Linked DNA regions of Homo sapiens: regions 1 and 3 are each linked to region 2. The links are chromatin contacts, found by Hi-C or POLR2A ChIA-PET in ENCODE. All regions are on one chromosome and are shown on one strand. The core of a region is the stretch at or near the end of the contact, and the rest is flanking DNA. Distances in the headings are between cores, read along the strand shown.

The links. Hi-C counts contacts between places; a loop is a spot of excess contacts on that map. ChIA-PET counts read pairs that join two places held with the same protein, here RNA polymerase II (POLR2A). Pooled maps may share reads with other maps.
Region 1: a loop to region 2 is called in a map of CD4-positive, alpha-beta memory T cell, with 14 times the contacts of the local background. The contact joins the promoter of RBSN here to the promoter of OXNAD1 in region 2. A Hi-C loop is called at or near these places in 2 of 168 maps with a recorded cell type or tissue (CD4-positive, alpha-beta memory T cell and naive thymus-derived CD4-positive, alpha-beta T cell) and 10 of 50 pooled maps. POLR2A ChIA-PET finds 5 or more read pairs at or near these places in 1 of 52 experiments (T-cell).
Region 3: a pooled map shows a loop between it and region 2 (4-fold over the local background). The contact joins the enhancer-like site here to the promoter of OXNAD1 in region 2. A Hi-C loop is called at or near these places in 5 of 37 single-sample maps with no recorded cell type and 4 of 50 pooled maps.

What each region holds. Positions count from the first base shown.
Region 1 is chr3:15,097,402-15,100,967 of GRCh38, forward strand. It overlaps RBSN (rabenosyn, RAB effector), which reads right to left and starts at 1,747. Exons shown (of 14, transcript NM_022340.4): 1 at 1,634-1,747; 2 at 718-873. RefSeq lists a silencer at 535-614 and enhancers at 952-1,816, 1,705-1,834.
Region 2 is chr3:16,262,992-16,266,616 of GRCh38, forward strand. OXNAD1 (oxidoreductase NAD binding domain containing 1) reads left to right here and starts at 2,221. Exons shown (of 9, transcript NM_138381.5): 1 at 2,221-2,514. DPH3 (diphthamide biosynthesis 3) reads right to left here and starts at 1,952. Exons shown (of 3, transcript NM_206831.3): 1 at 1,778-1,952; 2 at 1,164-1,238. The coding sequence starts at 1,885. RefSeq lists an enhancer at 1,784-2,093.
Region 3 is chr3:17,396,840-17,400,556 of GRCh38, forward strand. All of the region lies in intron 8 of TBC1D5 (TBC1 domain family member 5), which reads right to left. Among named protein-coding and RNA genes, the nearest start is that of TBC1D5, 340 kb to the right of the region's middle. Within about 2 kb of position 2,337, at least 3 of the 41 ENCODE cell types and tissues checked have a DNase peak (open chromatin) inside an H3K27ac peak, as active enhancers do.

The sequences.
Region 1 (3,566 bases), core at 497-2,996, 1.2 Mb before region 2:
CTAGTGGGGGTACTGAGGCAGGAGAACTGCTTGAACCCAGGAGGCGGAAGTTGCAGTGAGCCGAGATCATGCCATTGCACTCCAGCCTGGGCAACAAGAGCGAAACTCCATCTCAAAAAAGTAAATAAATAAATAAATAAATAAATAAATTGATTTGGGGCCTAAACACTTCAGGGCTTAATAAGTTACATTCTCTTTCTTACTGGCTCATGGCAAAGTCACTTCCAATGTCACCTCATCAAGACACCCAGTCACAAGAGAAATTGAGACAAAACCATTCCACAAAAGCAGAGAAATTTCTCCCCAAGAACCTGGGGATACAAGCCACAGTATATAGTGAGGGGAGATGTGTGACCCTCAGCTTTGGATGGACTGTAGAAGACCACCGAGGAGGGACTGCCTGGTCCTCAAAGCTGAAGGGTGGCAGCAACTCAGAAAATAAACAAATGAGACACCAGGTCCCTATTTTTTCCCTCTAGTTAAGAAACCCAGTGACTTCATAACTTTTCCACTGGAATATAGCAGCCCTAGGTCTGGCCTGTTCCCTCCCCAGCCAGTGGTTCATCTGATGCTGACTCTGACAGCTCCCTTTCTTCCCATGCACTCACCCCTAACGACCACAAATAACACAAAGCCCACCACATCCATGCCACACAACCACCCTTCACGCCTCAGCCCAAACCCAAACCTCACTTCCTCAAAAGAAATGCCTCTTACTCAGAGCATCAGAATGGACTTCTCCTTCACAGCACTCATCTCAATTTATAACCGCAGGTACATACGTGAAGTGACCAAGTAAGACTGTAAAATCTGGGAGGGCACAGACTCTATATGTTTTCCACTTCGCCGTCTCCCCAGGGTTTAGCACAGTACCTGGCACACACAATGAAGCAGCACAATAAAGCTCCATGAATGAACGAAGAAATGAATGAACTCCAAAATCATATAACTAAGCATACACCATAAAGAAATCTAACACAACCACCGAATTGGACCCCACAACCATAACTGAACACATAAGCAAGCCCCTCGCACTCTAAATCACGTAAAAAGTAAAAAAAATAAAAATAAAAAAAATAAATATAGCTACATGTTCTGCAGCCGTACATCCAGCATGAATGTCACCCCGCCACATGCCGCATCGACGACACATCCCACAGCCGCACTCAACCCGGCCTCACGATCGCAACCACAACCCACATAACTAACATGATTATACACACATCGCATGACCACACACAACACGAACGACTCAATCCCGTGAAGCAGACATGACAACGTCACACATCGCACAGACACCACACAAAACACTCCGAACATCTCCACACGAACTCAGAATACAAACGCTTCAGCTTTACACAACCAGAGAATCAAACACAACCGCTCGGGAGACAAGCACCCACCCACTCCACCCACAGCTGCACAACCAAACCCAAGTGTATACGCCCCGCGTAACCGCACAACCACACAGAGCCCAATCATCAAAGGCACACACAAGCGAAACGCACGGCCTGAAAGCCCCATCTCCCACCTCTCACGTCACACCCACCACAACCACACACGGCCCGCCCGTCTCCGTTCTGGAGGAGTCGTGTCCCCGCCCCCCAGACTGGGCCTGACCCTCTGTATGTACCCTGCCGGGCTCCTGCGGGCACCCAGGTTTGTCCCCCCCTTCAGGCCCGGGCTCTGGGCCTCCACCGTCCGTCACTCAGCCGCAGCCGCCATCTCCATCGGTCGCTCGGAACTCGGCAGGTGCGCCTGCGGCGGCGACGAAACCGGAAGACAAGCTGGTAGACGCCTGTCGAGCGCCGAGTCTTCGAGGGCGCGAAAAGGGCGGATACGGATTCGAATAGTGGAGGGCGGGCCGGCGGCTTCTGCGCAGGCGCTTTCCGAACGAGGGAGGGGATGGTGGGGAGCGGAGAGAAAGTGGGGCTCGGTAATTTTGTGCGGTTCTTACGTCCCGAATTCGAACTAATAGCGCGTCAAAGCCAGCCAATGGCTCTGCACCGCCTTGTACAGGTGGGAAAGCTGAGACCAGTAGATCTTTGGCTCTTGACCAAAGTGCACAAAGAATAAGGCAGCCAAGGAATCAAAGTTCCTGAGAGCTAGAGACAGAAAAAATATTCAGGGGACGTGGAGGCGATGGAAAGTCCAAGAATAGAACCACATGAGAGTGGAGACTTGGTATGAGAAGGTGTATCCCGGGGTGTACAGCATGGCCAAGCCTGTGGAAAAGATGGCATTTTCAAAAGGCAGGACGATTGATCAGCCAGGACCTACCCCGTGCCTACGCTGTGCTGGGTACCACGGGGTATAGAGAGGCAAAACCTCATCCCAGTCCCGGAGACCTATTTGCTTTGTGCCCTGCACACGTTCTGGACCTTAGCAATAGCCAGCCTCTAGGAGCAAGAGCTGCAGAGAACGATGGGACGATGGGACGATCCTGGGCCTCCGTTTACATCCCTGCAGTGTTACTGGCCCCCTTTTACAGAAGTAAAATGGGGATGATAATGATAGTCTCCGCTTCACAGTGTTGTGAAGATTGAGGTAATTGCACGGTAGGTAGGTAGGTAGGAGGGTGTCCTGCATATTGGCTTTGCCCATCTCACTTTCCCTGCCTCCAAAAAGTCTTCCCCACCTGGTCTCTGGACAGGAGCACTGAGCCTCCATCACCTTCCATTTAAGGACATGGGGCTCCGGACTTGGAGAGCATTGAGTTTTTGGAAAGCAATCACCAGTGAAAGGGCAGTGAACTAGGGGTCTAGAGATCTGGGTTCTAGCCCTGGCTGTACGTTACTTTGTGGCTTTGAGCAGGTCCTTTCCCCTTTCTTCGCCTGAGTTCTCTCATCTGTACAAAAGAAATTGGCTCCAGTGACTTAGCCTTTTCTCTCAATCTGATGGCCAATTTTTTTTTAACGTTACAACATCTGCAGGAGCGAATAATGACTTCCCTTTGTTTACTGATGGAGACAAGGAAGAGGCTTCCTAACCTGTCAGAAGCAAAGCAACATGCCAAGCTCCCCGTCTCCATCACTAGCTTCTGCCTTAGGTCCCAAAAGCCAGGACTTTGGGAGTAAAACCACCCTTTTGAAAGTCTGAAGCCACCGAGGTCCCAAAACGAGCCACACTTACAGGCAGGACTATGTTTTGGGTAGGGCAATGAACGTTTATTAAACCATCATGATTTTTGCTTGTCATTTTATCATTTACAAAAAACATATTTGGTCGGGCGCGGTGGCTCACGCCTGTAATCCCAGCACTTTGGGAGGCCGAGGTGGGCAGATAACTTGAGGTCAGGAGTTCAAGACCAGCCTGGCCAACATGGTGAAACTCTGTCTCTACCAAACATATAAAACATTAGTCGAGTGTGGTGTCGCTCGCCTGTAATCCCAGCTACTCAGGAGGTTGAGGCAGAAGAATTGCTTGAACCCAGGAGGCAGAGTTTGCAGGGAGCCAAGATTGTCCCACTGCACTCCAGCCTGGGCAACAAAGTGAAACTCCACCTCAAAAAAAAAAAAAAAAAAGAAAGAAAAGAAAAGAAAAAAATATCATATTCATCATTTCAT
Region 2 (3,625 bases), core at 971-3,470:
TTTCCTGTTTCTATGCTTGCTCTCTATAGGCTACTCTGAACACAGCAGCCAGAATCATTTTTTAAAAAACTTAAGTTGGATCATAGCACTCCTATGTTCAAAAATCCCCCAATGGTTCCCTATATCACTCACAACAAGAGCCTAAGTCCTTAAAGTGATCCACAACTTCTTACGCTACTCTCATCCTGCTCTGCTCTGGTCACACTGGCCTCCTTTTTGTTCCTTGATAAAATCAGGCATGTTCCTGTCTTAGGTCCCCTTCACTGAACGATCCTTTGCTCGACTCTCTTACCTCATACCCTCATATGTACATGGCTCACTCCCTCACCTCCTTCAAATCTTTACCTATTAAGGCCTTTCTCAGTAAGGCCTGCCATGATCACCCTATGGAAAACTGCAACTTCCTCCCAGACCAGCACTCCTGATCTTCCTTACCGTTTGCTTTCTGTTGCAGAGCACATTTTAATACAAGAATGAATCATTATATTTCTAAATTATAGTCTAAATTATAGCCCGCTTCTCTCATGAGGCTCTGTGCCTCATCCCCACTTTCCCTATATTCATTTTGGACTTCATCCTTGAGAGTGTTAAGGTCCTTACCTAAGATTCCATTCCAAGTACTGAACAAAACTTTGGGTAGGAGTGGGCAGTAATAACATTTTTTTTTTCTATTGTCAACATCCTTGGGTGAAAGATAATAGGGCAACTAAAGACTAAAATGAAATTGTAAAGCTGCACCTAGGAATTATATCTCAAACAAGATAATGCAGAATTCTGTGTATAAGCCAGCACGAAATACCATACAATTGTTCCCTTCAAAGTAAGTCTAGCAGCTCTAAACAATTTTAATTACATATTAAATAGAAGAGAAATATAAAAAATTGTCCACTAAAATAATCTATATACTTTCTATTTAATAAATAATAATTTTCACTAAAGCTAGATTTATCTCTAAAGCTAAAATAAATTACGTAATCTGAACTTTAAACGTTTTAATTTACTATTCGGCTGTTTATCAATGGTGTTTAAAACCTGCCTAAAAAAATACCGCACTTTACCTAGCACAATGAAACATTCTCCTGCACTCATCACTGACAAGCTGATCTAAGTCCTTGCCACTGACTTACAATACCCTTCCCCCGTTTTAAAATTATATCCCTTACTTTGTCATAAATCACTTTTATAATGAGAGAGCAGCTAGGACACGTTGCCACGTCTTCCCCATTCTCCAAATCTTCCTACAACGAAATCAAATACCATGTGGTCAGGATAGCTTCTCTTCGCCATCTCCTCCCCCAAACCTATCCCACCCCTAGATGCAAGTCTCTTGGTGGCTTGCCTTCCCCCCAAGGTGGGTGAGAACCCCAGGGCCTTCAGCGAGAAATGCCGACATCATTTTCCCCTAGAAGCGTCACTTAGGGGAAACACCTAGGAAGGTCAGGCGAGCTTCGGTCGCCCCAAAAGCCCTGGGAAACAAAAAACGAGTCCCCTCCTCGACAGAAATATCCCAGGTTGGGACCCTAAGGCAGGGATCGGGCAGAGAGACAGAGGCTCTCCGCCACCCTCTCCCTGACCTAATCTAAGGCCAGAACTGCGTGCCTACCGAGAGAGCTCAGGGCATTAGTTGGGGTGGGGGGACGCGGGAGGAGGAAGATTCAGCAACGGGAAAGAGGGCGTGGGTGACACAGCGCAGCAAAGGCTACCCAATGATGGAAGGAACGGGCGGAACCAAACTGCGCTTGCTTGGGTGAACCGCCGGGCGGGACCCTGAAGTTACCTTGGTGATGGAGAAGTTATCTCCACATGGGCAGGGATAGAAATACGTCTCCGAGTCCTCGTCATATTGGAAGTCCTCGATTTCCACCTCGTCATGAAACACTGCCATGGTCAGCGGGGGTGGCCGAAGGGGTAACGCCCCAGCAGTCCGAGGCCAGCTCCGAGGGTTTAACTTCGCCGGAACCGGCCTGGGCTCGGCATCATCAGGTCGCGCCGGGCAAGGACTAGCCCTTCCGGCGCATAGGCAATGACGCAACTCCGCCCTGCGCGGCCAAATGGATAACCGGTAGCGGTCACCATGGAGATGGCTGAACTAGGGGCGGAGACACTGGGAAGACTGAAAGCTTGCTCAGCGGGGTCGCGCACCGCTCCTCCTATTGGGCGGCAGCGACCAATAGAATGTGGGGCTCGCCCGCGCTGCTACGTCACGTCTGGGACCGCGGAGTATTCCAGGCGCCTGCAACTAAACGTGGCCGGGTCTGCAAGCTAGGTGCCAGCGGGGAAAGTTTCCCTGCTTCTTATCGTCTGCTTTAACGCCTTAAATAGCCCGCTGAAGGCTGCAGCAGGTGCTAGGTAGCAGCCTCCCGGCCCTCGGGAAAGGCGGGGTGGGGAGGCGAGAGCAGCTTAGCCTCCTCGACCTCCCTTCCTGGTGACGGACGAACAGTTCCCGTAGAATTTCGCTTCACCGAGTGACCTTGAGCCCAGGGCGACGGTCAGCTTGTTAATTCCTGGCTGCAGGTACATTCCGCTTCTTCCTCACCCCAGACGCCTTAAAATACCCTAAATTGTGTTGCTGAAAGGACCAAGCCCTGGAAGGCAGGGATTGAGTTCTAGTCTTCTGTTTGCCAGGCTTATAACATTATTAACGACGATGATTTTTAGTAATAGTAATAACATCACCTTTTATTATTGGGAAGTTATGTGCCAGCTATTGCACTAAGTGGAATTGTCAACTCTAGGAGTTTACATGTTATTCCATTTTATTAATCTTTAAACTGAGGTACAGAGAGTTGGGCATCTTGACTAAAATCATACACCTGGGAAATAATGAAGAGCTTGTCTGTCTCCAAAGCCCAGGAACAAATTACTTATGTGAGTACCAGTTTTTTCGTTGTGAAAGAAATGGTGTCAGTAGGCAGGTTTATCAGTGTGAGGCCTATGTATGCCTTGAAGCGAAATGCAGATAAAAGGCATTTTTGTCTTGAAAGCAGTGCTAGTGCCTGTTTTGGTAAAACCGATTACATTGGGTCTTACTTAATTACTAGGCATTTTAATATCTTAGTAGAGAAGAAATGCATTGTAGTGAAAAAGCACTTTCGAGAGAAGATCTGGGATCGGAATCTTGAGTTGTTGATTACCTCTGGCAACTGGATATTTACATTCTTTGGGCCTTATTTCCTCTTCTAAGAAAGGATTGGAGTAGAGATGATATAAGATCCTTTTTAGATGTAATGTTCCACTTTTGCACGGAAATTATGAGCTTTACTTGGTTCAGCAATGATATATAACATTTAGTTTACATTTACGTAACACATATACATAATATATCCCTGTGCACTTTTGAAGAAAACATTACAATGACTACTAAACTTTACATTTATTCCTAAAAGGGCGGATCACGAGGTCAGGAATACGAGACCAGCCTGACCAACATGATGAAGCCCCGTCTTTACTAAAAAATACACAAATTAGCCAGGTGTGGTGGTGTGCCTGTAATCCCAGCCACTCAGGAGGCTGAGGCAGGAGAATCTCTTGAACCTGGAAGGCAGAGATTGCAGTGAGCTGAGATCACGCCACTGCACTCCAGCCTGGGCGACAGAGCTAGACGCTGTCTCAAAAAAAAAAAAAA
Region 3 (3,717 bases), core at 1,087-3,586, 1.1 Mb after region 2:
ATTTACATTACATATTACACAAAAATAAAACAATAATGAATTATCATTCCAATTTTAATATTTGTGCTGCTGGGGCGAGCATAATAATGAATTATCTATACAGCACTGTCCAAAGAACTTTCTGTAAGAATGGAAGTATCCTCTGTAAGAGTTGTCCAGTACAGTATATACAGTAGCCATTATCAGCTATAGCTACTGTGATGACTAAAATTTTTAATTTTATTTAAATTTATATTTAAACAGCCACATATGCCTGGTATCTACCAAACAGTACAGCACATATCTATAATTTTTAAAAAAGAATTTAAAGAATTTTTTTTTACTTCCCTACCTGCTCCTTTTCTCTTGCAAGCAATTATTAATGAATCCAGAAAATATCAAATAAGGTGTGTTTTAATTGAGGAGACAAAGTTTGCTTGCAAAATATCAAATTATAAGACTTAAAAAACTGAGAAGACAAAATTTGCTTAAATAGATTATGTTTGAAGCATGGCATACATATACACTATAAACAAAAGGAAACATTAAGATGAGAAAGTTACTTTTTTTTAAGACAGGATCTCACTCTTTTACCCAGGCTGGAGTGCACTGGCATGACCACAGCTTACTGCAGTCTCAACCTCCTGGGATCAAGAGATCCCCCAACTGCAGCCTGCCAAGTAGATGGGACTACAGGTGTGTGCCACCATGTCTGGCTAATGGCTAATTTCTGTGTTTTCTGTGGAGACGGTTTTGCCATGTTGCCCAGGCTGGTCTCAAATTCCTGGGCTCAAGTGATCCTCCTGCCTTGGCCTCCCAGAGTGCTGGGATTGAAGGCATGAGCCAACACACCTGGCCCAAGAAAGCTGCATCTTTAAAAACTCACCATGGAGATACAAGTAAGAAAAAGAATAATTAAATTATGAATGAGCTACCTAAAATGTTAACTACAATAACTAGAAATACAAAAGATCAAATATTGAAGATGATAACAGCATATCAATAGGCAATCAGATAAACTTTTAAATATGGTCAAAGTTACAATTATAAAAGTCAGTTAAAGAAATTTAATCATTTAATTCAAGAGAGGGAAAACACATTTGAAGAAAAGATGAGACTATTTGGCAATAGCTTATAAATATGTTAATCTGCAAATGATGTTATAGATGCTGCATATATATTTTTAGAATAGACCTTGATAGACCAAATAACATACTTCTTTGGCATCTAATATGGAAATGATATTTTATCGTGAACTCACTATTTCCACCATTTTAAATAATACTGAATTTCTTTTAATGTTACAGCTTTTGAAACATGGCAACATTTGTTCAGAATAGACAATTCAAGTTCTAAATTAGAATGCTGTAAATGGAAATTCCTTGATTTACCTTTTGATTATCAGTTTTTTCAGTAATAAAAATGGGAATAGTAACAACCTCATTAGGTTAAGATAAAGAACAATTAATTGAAATGATTGCAAAACGCTTTGAGGCAAAAAAGGGTGACATAAAGGAATATTAAAATTGGCTGAAGAGGAAGATAATATTTAATACAGTGACGTATCCAGATCAAATAAATTAAATAATGATGGCAGAATCACAGCTCATGAAATCAAATTATCTTGTTTAAACTCATACTAGAAAGTTGATAATATTATTTTTTGAAGTGTGCTTATGTCTGTGAAAATTTAAAGATGTTTGAGATAATTACTAAAATTGAACAACACTGATCATCAGTGATAAGATTCACAATCAATGATCATTTATTAAGCATCAACTTGGTGATAACCAGTGAGACAAAAACAAGACTAGGTCCATGCCTTCAAAGGGTTTACTACTAGGTTTGAAAGGTAAGATCTGGGCTAACACAAGAGCTCTTGTACATACTGCTTCTCTTAATGACACCAATAATCCTGCATTGTAATTTTTTTTTCCTGTTTTCTCTGTAAGCTTCTTAAGGGTCCATATCACATTTATCTTGGCATCTCTAGTGCCTGGTACACTAAGGAGATCAATATAAATGTATTGAATACACTGACAGATGGACCTAAATAAATAAAAGACCAAACAAAATTAAATAATATTAAAAAGTTATTAAGAAAATTCTATAGAACACAGACTAGGCACAAATGATTTCCAATTGCCAAGACTGGAAAATGTTTCATAAACTTGGGTGATGAACTCAGGCCTTGAATGGTTAGCTGTTAGGAATCTAACAGGAAGCAGAGGGAAGCAGCATTCCAGCAGAGGAGAGCATGAAAGATTCCAAAACATTGAAAATGGAAAGCACAAAACCTGTTCATTGAATAATGCCAGAAGCACTTGTCTAAAAGGGAACTGGGTATGTATTAGAGAAACTGAGTAAGTCCATTCTTCTTCAGGGCACAGGGAGTCATAGAAAGTTCTGGATTAGGCAAATAGAGTGATTATAAATCTGCTTTGAGTAGAGTGATTAGGCTGTTAACACATGGAATGGACTGGAAGTGGAAAAACACTAGATCCCAAGAAAACAATTAAACAAGTAAGTGACTGTGGGCAGGAGGTAAAAAGGATCTGAAACAGAGCAGTAAAAACGGAACAGAAACTTATGAATGTGAGAAAACTACACATAATGATCCCCTAATTTGTATTTTGAAACATAAAATACATATCCCCAACCCATCTACCTACTCCTGTCTTTATTACTACATTTTTAGTCTAATAAATCGCTAACATTACCTAACTTGAAATACTCCAATAGACTCCTAGTTGCTTTTCCAGCTTCCATTCTTACATCCACCTTTGCCCCACTGCACAGCAGCCATAATTATCTTTGTAGGTATCATGCCACTGCTCAATGTCCTCCAAAAGCTTCCTATTGCAATCAGAATAAATCTTTACTTTTTACTGTGGTCTACAAGACTGTCCTGGCCTTTGCTCTCCTCTCAGATTTCCTTCTCTAAAGCACTTGCTCTAGCCGAACTGACTTCTTTTTGCTCCTCTAAACACTGAGCTCATTTTCATTGAGAAACTAACCTTGCCCTAGCTACTCCCTCTGTCTACATGTTCTTGCCCTAGTTCTTCAGATGTCTGGCCTTTAAATTTTTTCACATCTCAGCTCAAATGTCATCTTCTCAAAGATGTCTTCTCCAATCACTATTCCTAAAGTAGCCATCCCACTGGCTACTCTCCTTCTAGCTATCTAGTTACTCTGCCTTATTTCTTCAGAAAAATGATCACCCTCTGTAATTATTCTCTTTATCTATACATGCTTACTGTCTCACCACTCTCCCCGACACCACACTAAAATATACAACCTGTGATGGCAGCATCCTATCTGTGTTATTCACCACTCCACTCTGTCCCCCACAGTGCAAAGGGCAATTATGGAACATAGCGATGCTCCATAAATATACATTTTTTCAAAAATTCTTATCACAAAGCTAGAAAACAAGTAACACTTTATAACCTTATCTGGGCTGTACTTCTTTTATATTATTAGGAAATTCCTCATAGACTGAAATGAAAATCATATATTTTAGATCATATAGTACCTTATAAAGATGTAAACTAAATTTATACAAGCTATTCAGCTTTTACAATTAAATAATTTGGTGGACTTAAAATAAGACTAACCGCCTTACCTCACAAGCTAAGTATTTGCCAGAAAATTTATATAGAAATGACAAGGAGACTTAATCTAAATGTGGAGAGAGCCATGGGAGAGTCTTCAAGAGAATAAGATATGGAACCCTCC